2 separate regions of the Mus musculus genome follow, and region 2 is linked to region 1. Evidence: chromatin contacts called from ENCODE POLR2A ChIA-PET data. All regions are on one chromosome and are shown on one strand. The core of a region is the stretch at or near the end of the contact, and the rest is flanking DNA. Distances in the headings are between cores, read along the strand shown.

Region 1 (6,633 bases), core at 1,197-3,696:
CAAGATAGGCCCGATAAGATGATAAAAATAAATATGGCACACTGTGATTACAGTGGAGTTGGGGTGACAAGGGACATTATTAGACAAATAAGAGGGTTTCTAGAATATAATAATCTCTATGATTTCACTGGTTATCTGGACATCCTGGACAAAGGGAAGATCCCCATCCCAGGGAGGACAGCGAGGTTTCATCACCATACTGCAAATGGCATACAGCTGAAACATGAGGTACACAGACCTCTGTCATTGCTTTATCTAGCTGTATCGAGCCTTTATTAATATATAATGCCTTGTCTCTCATAGCCTTAATTGTGTGGGTTAGACACTTCCAAAGAAGCTACATCACGATAGGACACTTCAAGCAAGGACCATAGTTAGACAGCTTCTTCCTCCAATAGGAGTGAGAGCTCAGGCCCATCTGCACCTCAGGCACGAGGAGGCTTGGGAAAAAGGCTGCTCCAGAGCCTTCAGAAACAAGTGCCACTGCTGGTCGTTTGAATCTACCAGTCATGGTTTGAATATGCTTGGCCCAGGGAGTGGCATTATTTGGAGGTGTGGTCTTCCAACTGTGGGCGTGGGCTTAAGACCCTCACCCTAGCTTCCTGGAAGCCAGTCTTCCATTAACCACCTTCAGATGAAGACGTAGAACTCTCAGCTCTGCCTGCACCATGTCTGCCTAGATGCTGCCCTGCTCCTCCCTTGATGATAATGGACTGAACCTCTCAACCTGTAAGCCAGCTCCAATTAAATGTTGTCTTTTATAAGACTTGCCTTGGTCATGGTGTCTGTTCACAGCGGTAAAACCCTAACTGAGACACTAACCTAACACTTCAAGGACAAGTAGGTAGAGAATAGACCTGTGACTCTTCCGAGAACAGGCCCCCTTACTCCTTTAACATGTATGTCTCACATTTCAGAATAAATTTTTTAATTTCACTGCAAAGCAGAGTCACTCCTTTGTGTTAAAATGTGATGTAAAGTCCTTTTTGTGTGACACTGATGCAACCATGCCTGCTTATCAAGGCAAGTTTTTTAAAGACTTTCTGTATGTGTATACGTGTTCTGCCTGCACATTTGTGTGTGCACCACATGTGCCCCATAGCCAAGGAAGTCAGAAAAGTGTATTCCAATCCCCTGGAACAAAGCAGGATTTAGGGAAGGTTGCAAGTCACCAACTGTGTGCTGGGAACCAATCCAGGTCCCTCTGCAAGAGCAATAAGTGCTCTTACCTGTGAGCCGCCTCTCCAGCCCGAACGAGGCTTTAACTTTAAAAAGTGTCCTTTAACGCTATGTCTGGCTCCACTGTTATCTCCTGTTTTGAAAACTTCTGCCTCAGACTATCATGTCATGTCGCCTGTCAAGCTTCTACTCCAGAGGGTTACAGAACTGCCTCTAGTTACATCCTATGTAAGAGGATGCATCTGAGATGTCTGAATTTCTTTCTTTTCAGCCACCAGGAGCTATCCATCAAGTCTCCCCACTCTGAGTTGTCAGTTTCTCAGTGCTGTCTATGCTAAGTGCACACTACCACTGAGCCACACTTCCAGTACCACCAACGGAGTCTTTGATGTCATCCCTAAACTGACTCTATCCTGTTATCCGTATCCTCTTAGCTTGATCTCCAGTCCAACTGTTGGGATTTACTGATTCTGTGCAGAAAGAGCAGCAAATGTGCTCATGAGATTAACAAAAGACCCAAGAGCATTTGTAGCAGTTACAGTATTCTGTTCATAATAGTCTTTTTCCGATTTACTGTATATGTGTGACCACTTTGCCTGCATGTACATCATGCACGTCTAGCCAGAAATGGGCCATCTTCGGGGTGAGACTTGGGGCAATCACTTACTTCCCAGATATACAGATTTCTAAGAGGAATCAGAACTTTCCTCCAGGAGTGAGGCTAGGTCGTCTTTTTTAGGTTCCTCACATCACTATGAAAACTCTTGTCTCTCCCCTTAGTGGGCATTCTCCCGATGTAACTAGCCCAGTGGTTTCCTGGTTTTGACTTCGGGCCGGTTAGGGGGCCTCTCACCTCACTCCTCTCAGCCCGGGACAAACCGCACTAGGCTGGGAGCGCATTTCTGCTGCTGTCTGGTCTCCCGCCCACCAGCAGCCCTGAGGCTCGGCCCGGGTAGCGTCCTCAGGCTGAAGAGCGGCGCAGGGGGCGGGCGTCGCGGACTCTGGTCACCCGCGCCCAGCTCTCCCTCCATGGTGCCCGGCCCTCGCACAGGCCCCTCGGCTCACCTGCAGCTGAGGGTAGCACCCAAGGCGCCCCGGCCACCAGCACCAGGGCCGCCGCGCCCACGACAGCGAGCATCGTCTTGGGAGGCCGGGCGGCGGCTCACATTCTCCTCCTTCTCCTCAGCAGCACCGCGGAGCTGGAGACTACCTCTGGGCAGCTAGGCCCTCCGCGACGCCCCGCCCCCTCCAGCGCCCCGCCCCTTCCGTGAACGCCCCCGCCCCTCCACCCAGCACAGCTTCTCCGCTGACGCCACGCTCTCTCCGCGAGCAAGCGGCTCGGAAAGTACCGGGCGCGGTCCAGTCAAGGCCTGGGGACTTTGAGGTCCCTGCCACGCTCCGCCCCCACTTCCGGAAAGACTGCCCAGCATTGTCCTTAGACTCCTGAGAGGAAAGCGGGGTGCAGTCAGTGCGCCTGCGCAGCCCCTCCTCCTTCCGGGCTCAGCTTCCTGTTTTTGTCCGGAGGGGGTTCGGAGGCGTTGCCCCGGGGGTTACTAGTCCACTGGCTCGAATCCTGGTGTGGGGATCCCTGGAGGCCGTGGATCAAATGACTCTGGGACCTGGAAGGCGCCGGCAACACTTTTATCTCAACTGCACAAGATCTTTATACTTGATTCCCTGATTTTGTGGGATGGTTTGCTGTTGTGACTCGCTCAATCTTTGGGTTTTGAATTATGCAGCGTTTGGATCTTTTGTCTAATAATGTGGTTTTAGGCTGGTTTTATGTGTATGAGTGTTTTGCATGCATGCATGCATGCATATATGTGCACCGTACATATATGCGTGCCTGGTACCCATGGAGGCCAGTAGAGCGCAGATACCCTGGTATTAAAGTTACTGATCTTCCGAGCTACCATGTTTGTACGCCAGTCCTCTGCACGTGCCCTTAAACCACTGAGCCCTCTCTCTACCCCCTTAACTCCGTCTCTGTCTGATTACTATCTTATAAAGAAACTTATTTGTTGGGCCGGGCGTGGTGGCGCACGCCTTTAATCCCAGCACTCGGGAGGCGGAGGCAGGCGGATTTCTGAGTTCGAGGCCAGCCTGGTCTACAAAGTGAGCTCCAGGACAGCCAGGCCTATACAGAGAAACCCTGTCACGAAAAACCAAAAAAAGAAAAAAAAAAAAAAAAAAGTAAGAAACTTATTTGTTATGCCGGGCGTGGTGGCACATGCCTTTAATCCCAGCACTTGGGAGGCAGAGGCAGGCGGTTTCTGAGTTCGAGGCCAGCCTGGACTAGAGAGTGAGTTCCAGGACAGCCAAGGCTCCACACACAAACCCTGTCTCAAAAAAAAAAAAAAGAGTTCCTCTCTGCTTCCTCACCATCATTCGTCAGATTTCTTGTCAGCCATTCTGACTAGGGTGGGGTAGAATGGCAAAGCAGTGTCAGTGTGCATTTTGCTGGTGGCTCAGGACATTAAGTTCTTTAAAGATAGTTACTGGGTGCATATTTCAGCGTTTGAAAACTGTGTTCGATTTATTGGGCCATTTGTTCCTGGTAGATTCATTTCCTTATTTTCTGAAGTTCTTTATGAATTTGAGATATCAGAGCCTTGTCTGAGGTATAGCTGGACAGGCTTTTTGCCCATCCTGTAGCCTGTGTGATGCACAGATAGTCTCCCTTGATGTTCAGCTCTGTAACTTCATGAATCTACTAATCCCATCTGTTGAGACTTGGGGTTAGTTACCATTCAGAAAGTTCTTGCCTCCCCAGTGTCATGAACAGTATTTCCAGTGTTTTTGGCTACAAGCTTCAGGTTTTAAAGTCTTTGATCCACTGGCTGTTGTATAAAGTGAAAGCCATAACCTCATTCTTCTGCAGGTGGATGTCCAGTTTTGCCAGCACCATTTGTTGAATCCCCATGGTTTTGCCTCTTTTCTCTAGAGGCGGGGGGACACGGTTTGCCAGCTTATTTCCAGGTCCTCTGACCTGTTCCATTGGCCTTCCTGTCTGTTTTTATGCCAGTATTAGACTGTCTTTCTCTCTATACCTCTACCGTATAATTTGAAGGTATGTTTTATGTTAGGACTGCTTTGATTATTAGTAAGTTGTTTGTGGTTCCATATGAAGCCATAAATTATTTCTATTGCATTGGAAATATAATAATAGAATTTGATAAATATCCATTAAATCTATAGACAATTTTGGTAGTACAGACGTTTTCACATATTCTGCCAATTTGAGAGCAGGACAGACCTTTTCATTGTTTAATATCTTCATTGATTTCCTTTTTCAGTGTCTTGAAATTTTCTTTTTTTTTTTTTAAAGATTTATTTATTTATTACATGTAAGTACACTGTAGCTGTCTTCAGACACACCAGAAGAGGGCGTCAGATCTCGTTACAGATGGTTGTGAGCCACCATGTGGTTGCTGGGACTTGAACTCTGGACCTTCGGAAGAGCAGTCGGGTGCTCTTACCCACTGAGCCATCTCACCAGCCCCTTGAAATTTTCAATGTAGAGATGTTTTTCTTTTACGTGTCCTCCTAGGAACTTCCCTGGGGGATTGGGGAAACTATTTGAATGGGATAGGTTCCCTAATTTCTTTCTTGGTGAATATATTGGTGTATATGAAAACTACTGTCTCTTAAAATGTTGATCGTGTCCTCCAACTCTACTGTTTATTAGCTATAGTCTTCTGGTTTCTTTTGTTGTTGTTGTTGTTTTGTTTTTCAAGACAGGGTTTCTCTGTATAGCTCTGGCAGTCCTGGAACTCACTTTGTAGACTAGGCTGGCCTCAAACTCAGAAATCCACCTGCCTCTGCCTCCTGAGTGCTGGGATTAAAGGCACACACCACCATGCCCGGCTGTTTTCTGGTTTCTTAGGTAAGGTTTTCTAAAGTATAGCATCATGTCATGTGCAAATGTAGTCTGACTTCTTTGTATTCTGTCTTTATTCCCCTTATGGTCTCATTTAATTTCTATAGCTAAGACTTCAGACAATATATCAAATAAGAGAGGAAAGAACAAGCACTGTATGTCTCATTCCTGACTCGAGAATAAATGCTCACACTTTGTCTCCATCTAATATTGGCTCTAGGTTGTATATCCCTTATTATTTTCAGGTATGCTCCATATGTTCCTAACAGGTCCAGGATTTCTTATCACGGAGTGTTCAGTGTTGTCAATGCCTCTTTGACGTCACCTGAGACGGTTGTGTGGTTTCTATCCTCAAGGCTGTTTATATGATATATTACATTTTCTGATTTACACATGTTGATTAAAGCTTGCCTTTCTGGGATGAAGCCCACTTGATCATGATGGATGCTCTTCTTGAGACGCTCCTGAAGGTGGTTTGCAAGTACTTTGTCAAGAATTTTTTGCGTCTATATTCATCCACACAATTTTCAGTCTGTAGTTTTCTTTCTCTGTTGTGTCATGATCTAGTTCTGTTATTAGGATAATAGTGACTTCCTGGAATGTGTTTGAAAGTGTAATTTCACTTTGTATTTTGTGGAACAAGCTAAGAAGAATTACTGTAAGATTTTTCTTGGACGTTTGATAGAATTCTAGTGTCAGTCTGGTCCTGGACTTTTGAGTAAAGACTTGACTGACTTCTACTTCTCTTCTCTTCTCTTCTCTTCTCTTCTCTTCTCTTCTCTTCTCTTCTCTTCTCTTCTCTCCCCCCTCCCCCTCTTTCCCTCCCCCCTCCTTCCTTCTCTCCCCCTCCCCCTCTTTCCCTCCCCCCTCCCCCCCTCCCCTCCCCCCACTTGAGACAGGGTTTCTCTGTGTAGCCCAGGCTGATCTGAGACTTGATGCCCTTGTACTCCTGCCTGGGATCAAAGGCATGTGCCACAACCACCCCATGAGAGTTTAATCTTTATTTAATTTTTTTAATTTTGGAGGCAGGGTTTCACTATGCAGCCCTGTCTGGCCATCCTGGATCTTGCTGAGTAGACAAGGCTGGAATCAAACTCACAGAGATCTGACTGCATTAGATTAAAGGTGTGGGTCTGCCAGAGGTTCCAAGGATGCTTCTGACATTGTCTCATGATTTGTGATGGATTAAATGTTTAAATTATTGAGAGCTTCTGGCTGTAATTTTGGTAGATGTTATGCATTTAGAAATTCTTCTAGCCGGGCAGTGGTGGCGCACACCTTTAATTCCAGCACTTGGGAGGCAGAGGCAGGAGGATTTCTGAGTTTGAGGCCAGCCTGGTCTACAGAGTGAGTTCCAGGGCAGCCAGGGCTATACAGAGAAACCCTGTTTCGAAAAAACCAAAAAAGAAAAAAAAAAAAAAAGAAATTCTATTTTTGTCTTCCAGAACTTTATAAGTTTATAGAGTATATTCTAGTAAGGTTCTGTAATTTGTTGGACTCTGTGTAATGGTACTCTTTTATCTCTGATTTTTATCCTTTTCTTCTCCTTTTGTCAGACTGGCTAGAGGTTTGTC
Region 2 (6,633 bases), core at 1,473-3,972, 160 kb before region 1:
AACACTTTAGTGAGGAATGATTGGTTTTCTAACACACAAACCTTGTTAGGCTAATAACATTTCTAAATACATACATACTAGTGCCACTTTCTTTTGTTTTATTTCCAAGACAAAGGCCTCACTATGTAGCCCTGGCAGTCTAAAACTCAAGAGATATGTGCCCACCTCTGCCCATCTGCTGGGACTAAAGGCCTGCACCACCATACCTGGCCTGCCACCTATTTTTAAAAACCATGAAATTTTAACAAGAGTCCACAACCAGGACTATTATTGTTTCTATAAATGGAGGAAAAAACTGTATGCAATAAATTGTGTGTTAGTCTCACCACCTATACTGATATATAAGCAAATAGGGGGAAAGTAGCTCACTCAAATGGCAAATTAAAAAAAAATGTTTTTATACTGATTATGCCATAAACCAGGCTGGTTTTTCTAATGCTCTCACTTACACTTTTTTTTTTTTTTTTTTTTAAGATAGGGTCTCTCTACTTTGTCTGGCCTAGAACTCACTACTGTAGACCAACTACCTCACAGGGATTGATTTTCTTGCCTCTGCCTTGTGAGCACTAGGATTAGAGGTTTGTTCCAGTCATCTAGGGCTGGGCAGGAGGACAATTCAGGCACTGTGAAGCAGAAGCAGAGGCAGGGAGAGCTTTCTTTAAAAAAAAAAAAGAAAGAAAGAAAGAAAGAAAGAAAGAAAGAAAGAAAGAAAGAAAAGAAAAGAAAAGAAAAGAAAAGTCAAATCAATCTATAAAAAATAATTTTCCTTAAAGCTACCAGAATGTTAATTACAATTACTAAAAAGCAGTTAGAATTTTAAACCATTTATCTGTCCAACAATAAATATCCTAAAAAGGAATTTATGTAGTTATGAAAAGTGTTCCAATAATTGAGACTTTGAAGGACAAACCTGCTCATAATCTATTATGTCTAAAATACAATACAAAATGACCACACTAAGAGAAAACACATTAAAAGGGCACGATGGCACAAGCCTTTTACAGAAGCAGAGGCGGGTGGATCTCTAAAGTTCAAGGCCAGCCTGGTCTTCAGAGCCACACAAAGAAACCCAGTCTCCAACCCCCACCCTACAAAAAAGTAAATACAACCAGTACAAGAGACTGCTTGAGTTTCAGAATGGTGGTAGCACTGGCCTTTAATCCCAGCAGAGGCAGGCAGATTCCTATTAGGGCAAGGCCGGCCTAATCTACACAGTGAATTCTAAGTCAGCCAGGACTACCTAGTGAGACCCTGACTCAAAAATCAAAGGTTTCCAGGTAAAATGATATTCCCTTAGTTTATGTTTCATCTCATTAAACAAACAAAAAAAAATACCCAATGTCTCAAAATGTTAAAAAGCAACACAGTGTATAAATATTTTTATTTAAAAAAAAAATTGTGACGCCACCATTGATTGAAAGATGACAACAGGGCAGCTTCAGCTACAAAGCTGTAAGCCATGACATTAGAGCCTGTCCACAAAAAAGAAAAAAAAAAAAAAGAAAGAAAACAAAAACAGCAACAAACAAAAACACCCTATCTTGAAAAAAAAACAATTTCTGCAATAAAATATGATTAACATTATTCTATCCACAGTCCCAGGTAATTTGGGCATATAATTTACAACTGCTTATCAGATGATTTTTCTAACTTATGTATTGCTCTGTTCTCAACTTAAACCATTCGTTAAAAAATAAAAGTAAAAAATATTTACCTCTGAATATTTCCTTAAGTTATAACATAACCCACACTATTTTCCTAAGTAAACAACTGAGGAGATCTCTTCAACATTAAATTCTGAGAACCAAGGCTAACCTCTGAAGTCTACTGGCAGTGACAAAAATCCGTCCGTTAAGTCGGGGTAGCAAGGAAAAATAACAAAAATAACACATACTCCACTTTCTACTCAATCAAATTACGCATCCAGCAGTTCCAAAGCCCCCTCCTATCATCCTCTCGAATATTTGATCTTGTATCTTACATCGAACTGAGATGTTTCAATTTACAACTGTGAAAAGAGTGCTAATCCGGTCTGAAGCACAGAGCAGTAACCGGGGCCCAAATCGTCTAATAAATAGACTGCGGTGGCCAAACGATCGCAAGCGTACAATAATAAAGAAGTTTTAAGGTTACCCAAGAAGCGGCCGTTAGAGACCCTTTCCGGCCATAGACACCGGCCGGCGAAATGCGCGGAGGCGGGGAGGGGGAGGGGAAAGGCGGCGGCGGAGGAGGAGCTGGGAAGGGAACTAGGCCCGTCCCTGGTGGACGCCGGGCCTCCGAGTAGCTGGAGGGTAGGGGGTGTCCAAACGAGGGAAAGGTGACCGTCTTAACTGGAAGAAAGAAACGGCGTGTGCGACACCGCGGAAGAGACGATCTTTCGCGAAAGGAACGAACGGGGAACTGGGGGGGTGGGGGGGGGGGCGGAAAATGGATCCCAGGCCCAGGCGGGGCCGTAGCGGGGCCTGAGCCGAGAAACGACGGCGTTCCGTGAAAGATGCCACGGGAGGCTAGATGAAGCCCTAACAGCCCGCGAGGAGCAGAAAAGTCTGGGAAGCGTTTACCTGGAAAGCTCCTGTTGTATTTCCCGGAATTTACTGACCACGAAAGACCTGAAAACCTGCTCGATGTCGGCCGCCATGGCGTCCGCTCCGTTCTCTCAACTACTCCTCGCTAGTCCTCCAGGCTCCCAGCATGCCTCGGGAGGAGGCGCAGCGGCCAATTCCTTTTATCCCTTTCCTGATTGGCTCGTGAGGGAGCGTCCGCACGGGCTCGCTCCACCCACGAGCCAATCAGCGAACACCGGCCCGCTCTCCTCCGCTGTTTCTGAGCCGCCGGGGTAGAGCTGCTGACGTTTGCGCCGCGCACGAACTCGGCCGCCATGTTAGTGGTTGACGCAGGCGCCATTACAGGAGAAGTCGCTCCCGAGGCGACCGCGACAGCTTCGGCTGTTGATCCCCTCAGCCTGCGGGGACTCCTAAGAGGCTTTCTATAGGGAGTAAATGCCTGAGATTAGAGGCCATGGAAAAAAAAAAAAGCTGGGGGACGAGAAAAGCCTCGGCTTGTCCGGCACGGAGCTCGAACGCGTTTGTTGCAAGCGCCAAGTTTACTTTGGTCAGGGAGACGTGCATGAGAAAGAAATCCCCGTCCCGCGTCCCCACTATGAGTTGGAAAGGAGCCATTCCCATTCTGCCTCGATGCTTGCTATAACCGGCCTCGCGTAGTTTTTAGCAAAGGCTGGAGCGTCTGAGCGACCTGCGTTCTAAACGCAGTGCGCTTGAGCTGCTCCGGAGTCCAGCCCTGGCCGCTCCGCCCTGGCGCTTGGTGAGCAGCCACAGTCAGGCAGCCTCGGCTCTGCCCCCAGTGTAGGAGGCTCTGGGGTAAACGCAGGGACCTTAAGTGACAGCCCCTGACGAGCATCATCAGCTCTAATCGTGGTGCCAGGGATTCTGAGCCCGGCTAGGCAGCGGGCTCCGACCGCACCCTAAGGCGGGAGGAACCCCCACGGGTCGCCTCGCGGGCGGGGACCTAGGCGGGCTGCGGCCAATGAGCAGCCGAGTCCATCGGAGGCGGGGCAGAGGCCGGGGCGCGCTGGATTCCCCGGGCCAACTTCCGGCGGGTGCGAGTGGCGGGTGCGAGCCGGAGCTGCGTGGCGGGGCTTGCAGGTGCGTGAATGCCTTAGTTCTTAAGATGATGCGTGGACTGCCTAAACGCTTTGACCCATGGGTTTAACCTCAGCGACCGGTGCTACTCTTGAAACGAAACTGGCGTGACTGGCGAAAAGCCCACGTGCTTTGCACGGCCTTGATGGAGGTCGGCCAGGTAGTTCTTTCCCAGCTTTCTAATTCTGAGGCCGGGTCCAGGTTTCTGTGCATCTCTGCCTTGTAAAGACAGACCCTGTACACCGATGGTTTTTTTATCCGCTCTAGTTTTATCACAGTAACTAACCATTTACCTGGACCACTTTCGTATTTGGTTTCTACTTTTTCAAAACAAATATTTGGAAGTGGTTTTAACCGATTCTTTTATTCTCTCCTTACCCTATTCTCTTGTTCTCGCTATAAATTGCCTGTTAGTTAACTGACACCCAAGAAGTTACAAAAGACTCTCCGAGTCTCCCGGCTAGTAAGGCCTTGACACCGGAGCCCAGGCACCCAGCCGCTGCTGGTGAAGAGACCAGTCCTGCTATTTCACAGATCCTGACTAGTAAAATGAAAATTGTCTTCTTGCACTGCTTTCTTATTCAAGTTAGATTTTTTAAAAAGTTTAATGGCTTCAGCTATTTCTCTAAGAAAATGACACAGAATTGAACTAAAGTCTATCTTATGTGTAGGAGCGTTGTCCCTTACATGTATGTTTGTGCCCACGTGCATACAATGAACGCCCCAAAGAAGCCGGAAGAAAGCATTCAGTCTCCAGACCCAGATTAGGATGTTTGTGAGCCACCTTGTGGGTGCTGGGAGACTAAACCCCAGCCCTCTGCAAGAGAACTAAGTGTTCTTAACCTTACCAGTCTGCTTGGGTTTTCCTTAAATATGTAATCCCAAAGTAAAGGATCAATTTAGAATTTACATATTTCAGTTTTCTTCTTTCCGTAACCATCTTCTACATAAGTAAATATCTTGATAATATCTTTGCTCCCCCCCCTCCTTTTATTGGTGCTAGAATTTGAACACAAGGCTTCTATTCTAAGCAATAGGTATCAATTAGGTATATGAAGTAACAACACATAGCAAATTAGTACTTCCTATTTCTGGGTACTTTGTAGTATACAATATTTTTTTTTAAAGAATTGTTTATTTTATGTATGTGAGTACACTGTAACTGTCTGAAGACACACCAGAAGAGGGCATTGGATCCCATTACACATGGTTGTGAGCCACCATGTGGTTGCTGGGGATTGAACTCAGGACCTCATCAGTGCTCTTAACCACTGAGCCATCTTTCCAGCCCCCCCCCCCCCACACACACACACCTTTTTTTCTTAAAGAATTGTTTCAGTTAATTCTTTTTTTTTTTTTTTTTTTTTTAAAGATTTATTTATTTATTATATGTAAGTACACTGTAGCTGTCTTCAGACGCACCAGAAGAGGGCATCAGATCTCATTACGGGTGGTTGTGAGCCACCATGTGGTTGCTGGGATTTGAACTCCTGACCTTTGGAAGAGCAGTCGGGTGCTCTTACCCACTGAGCCATCTCACCAGCCCCCAGTTAATTCTTAAGAACTAAACTTTTAACAAATGCTTGTATTCAAATGAGATGTTAGTATTTAATTGTGGTTTCTAATAGATTTCCAATCTAGAGACTCCCGTAAGATCTCAAATCATAAGCCTGCAAGCTGTAGACAATAGACAAATGATTCTGCCACTTGTTTTTGTGTGGATACCAAACAAAACTGGTGGGAGGAGCCAGATGTGGTGGCACATGCTTGTAATCTCAGCACTAGGGAAGCAGAGGCCAGAGGATCTCGCTGAAGCCCTGAGACCTGCTGTAGCAAGTTCTCAGTCAACCAGGGATACAGAGGGGAAAAAATATTGAAGGAAACTGGTTGAAGTTGCAGTGCCCAAAATATGCTTAGTTTGTTATGGCCCTCCTGTGCATAATGGCTTCCTGTTGCTTAGAGTGCTGACTAGGCAAGGACCTCTGCCCACTGTGGACATAAATCCTTCCTCTGGGTGATGTACACTCACTTATGTCCTGTCAACATCACAATACAAACTTCATAGTTTGGACAATGCACAGATGGCCCTCAAATATATTTATTTCCTGGCCCTTGACAGAGAAATTGTGTACTGTTAATGCCTGTTCTCTGTGCCACCTCAAGGTTTAAATTTGGGTATAATGACACATGCCTGCTATCCCAGCTACTTGAAGACTGGGGCAAGAATCTGGTGTGTTTTCTTTCTTTCTTCTTTTTTTTTTTTTTTTTTTTTGGCTTTGGAGACAGGGTTTCTCTGCAGTTCTTGCTGTCATAGAGATCACTCTCTAGTCTGTAGACTGGCCCCAAACTCAGAGATCCTCCTGCCTCTACCTCCTGAGTGCTGGGATTAAGGGAATGTGCCAACACACACCAGCACAAAAGAATCTCTTGAGCTCAGAAATTCAGGCCTAGGGTAAGCAAAGTAGCAGGACCCCATCTCCTGAACGAATAAGCAAATATCGAAATCCATTTTCTTGCTAAGGGTTAATAATTATCAGATCTTCCAAAAGAGGAGGGATGTTGGTAGATTATTTCTCAGATAAGGTGCTGTATTAGTATGCAGGTTTTTAATTGGTTTGTTGGGTTTGCTGTTATGATATTACAGGCTAGGTAAATTACAGGGAAAAGATGTTTGTGTAGGCTTATGGTTACGGAGGTGTGTGGTCTCTGTAAGTGGGTCCACCTCCTTAGCACATGCCCACTTTTCCTGAAATGATGGTCATAGCTTTCCAATTCTAACCTCCCGGGGCTTTTTACAGGGGGGGGGTCTGACTTTTTAGCTTATTATTTTATGAATATTTTTCCTGCATGTATGTGTCCCTTGTGCCCAAGGAAGACATCAAAGAAAGGTTCTCTGGATCTAGAGTTACAAACAGTTGTTAGCCACCATACAAATGTTAGGAACTGAACCCAGGTCCTCTGGAAGAGCAACCTG

The links. ChIA-PET counts read pairs that join two places held with the same protein, here RNA polymerase II (POLR2A).
Region 2: POLR2A ChIA-PET joins it to region 1 with 25 read pairs in Patski. The contact joins the promoter of Son here to the promoter of Ifnar1 in region 1. POLR2A ChIA-PET finds 5 or more read pairs at or near these places in 4 of 5 experiments (Patski and embryonic stem cell).

The regions. Positions count from the first base shown.
Region 1 is chr16:91,481,028-91,487,660 of GRCm38, reverse strand. It overlaps Ifnar1 (interferon (alpha and beta) receptor 1), which reads right to left and starts at 2,446. Exons shown (of 11, transcript NM_010508.2): 1 at 2,245-2,446. The coding sequence starts at 2,317.
Region 2 is chr16:91,643,913-91,650,545 of GRCm38, reverse strand. Son (Son DNA binding protein) reads right to left here and starts at 2,722. Exons shown (of 12, transcript NM_178880.4): 1 at 2,562-2,722. The coding sequence starts at 2,638. It overlaps Gart (phosphoribosylglycinamide formyltransferase), which reads left to right and starts at 3,574. Exons shown (of 22, transcript NM_010256.2): 1 at 3,574-3,662.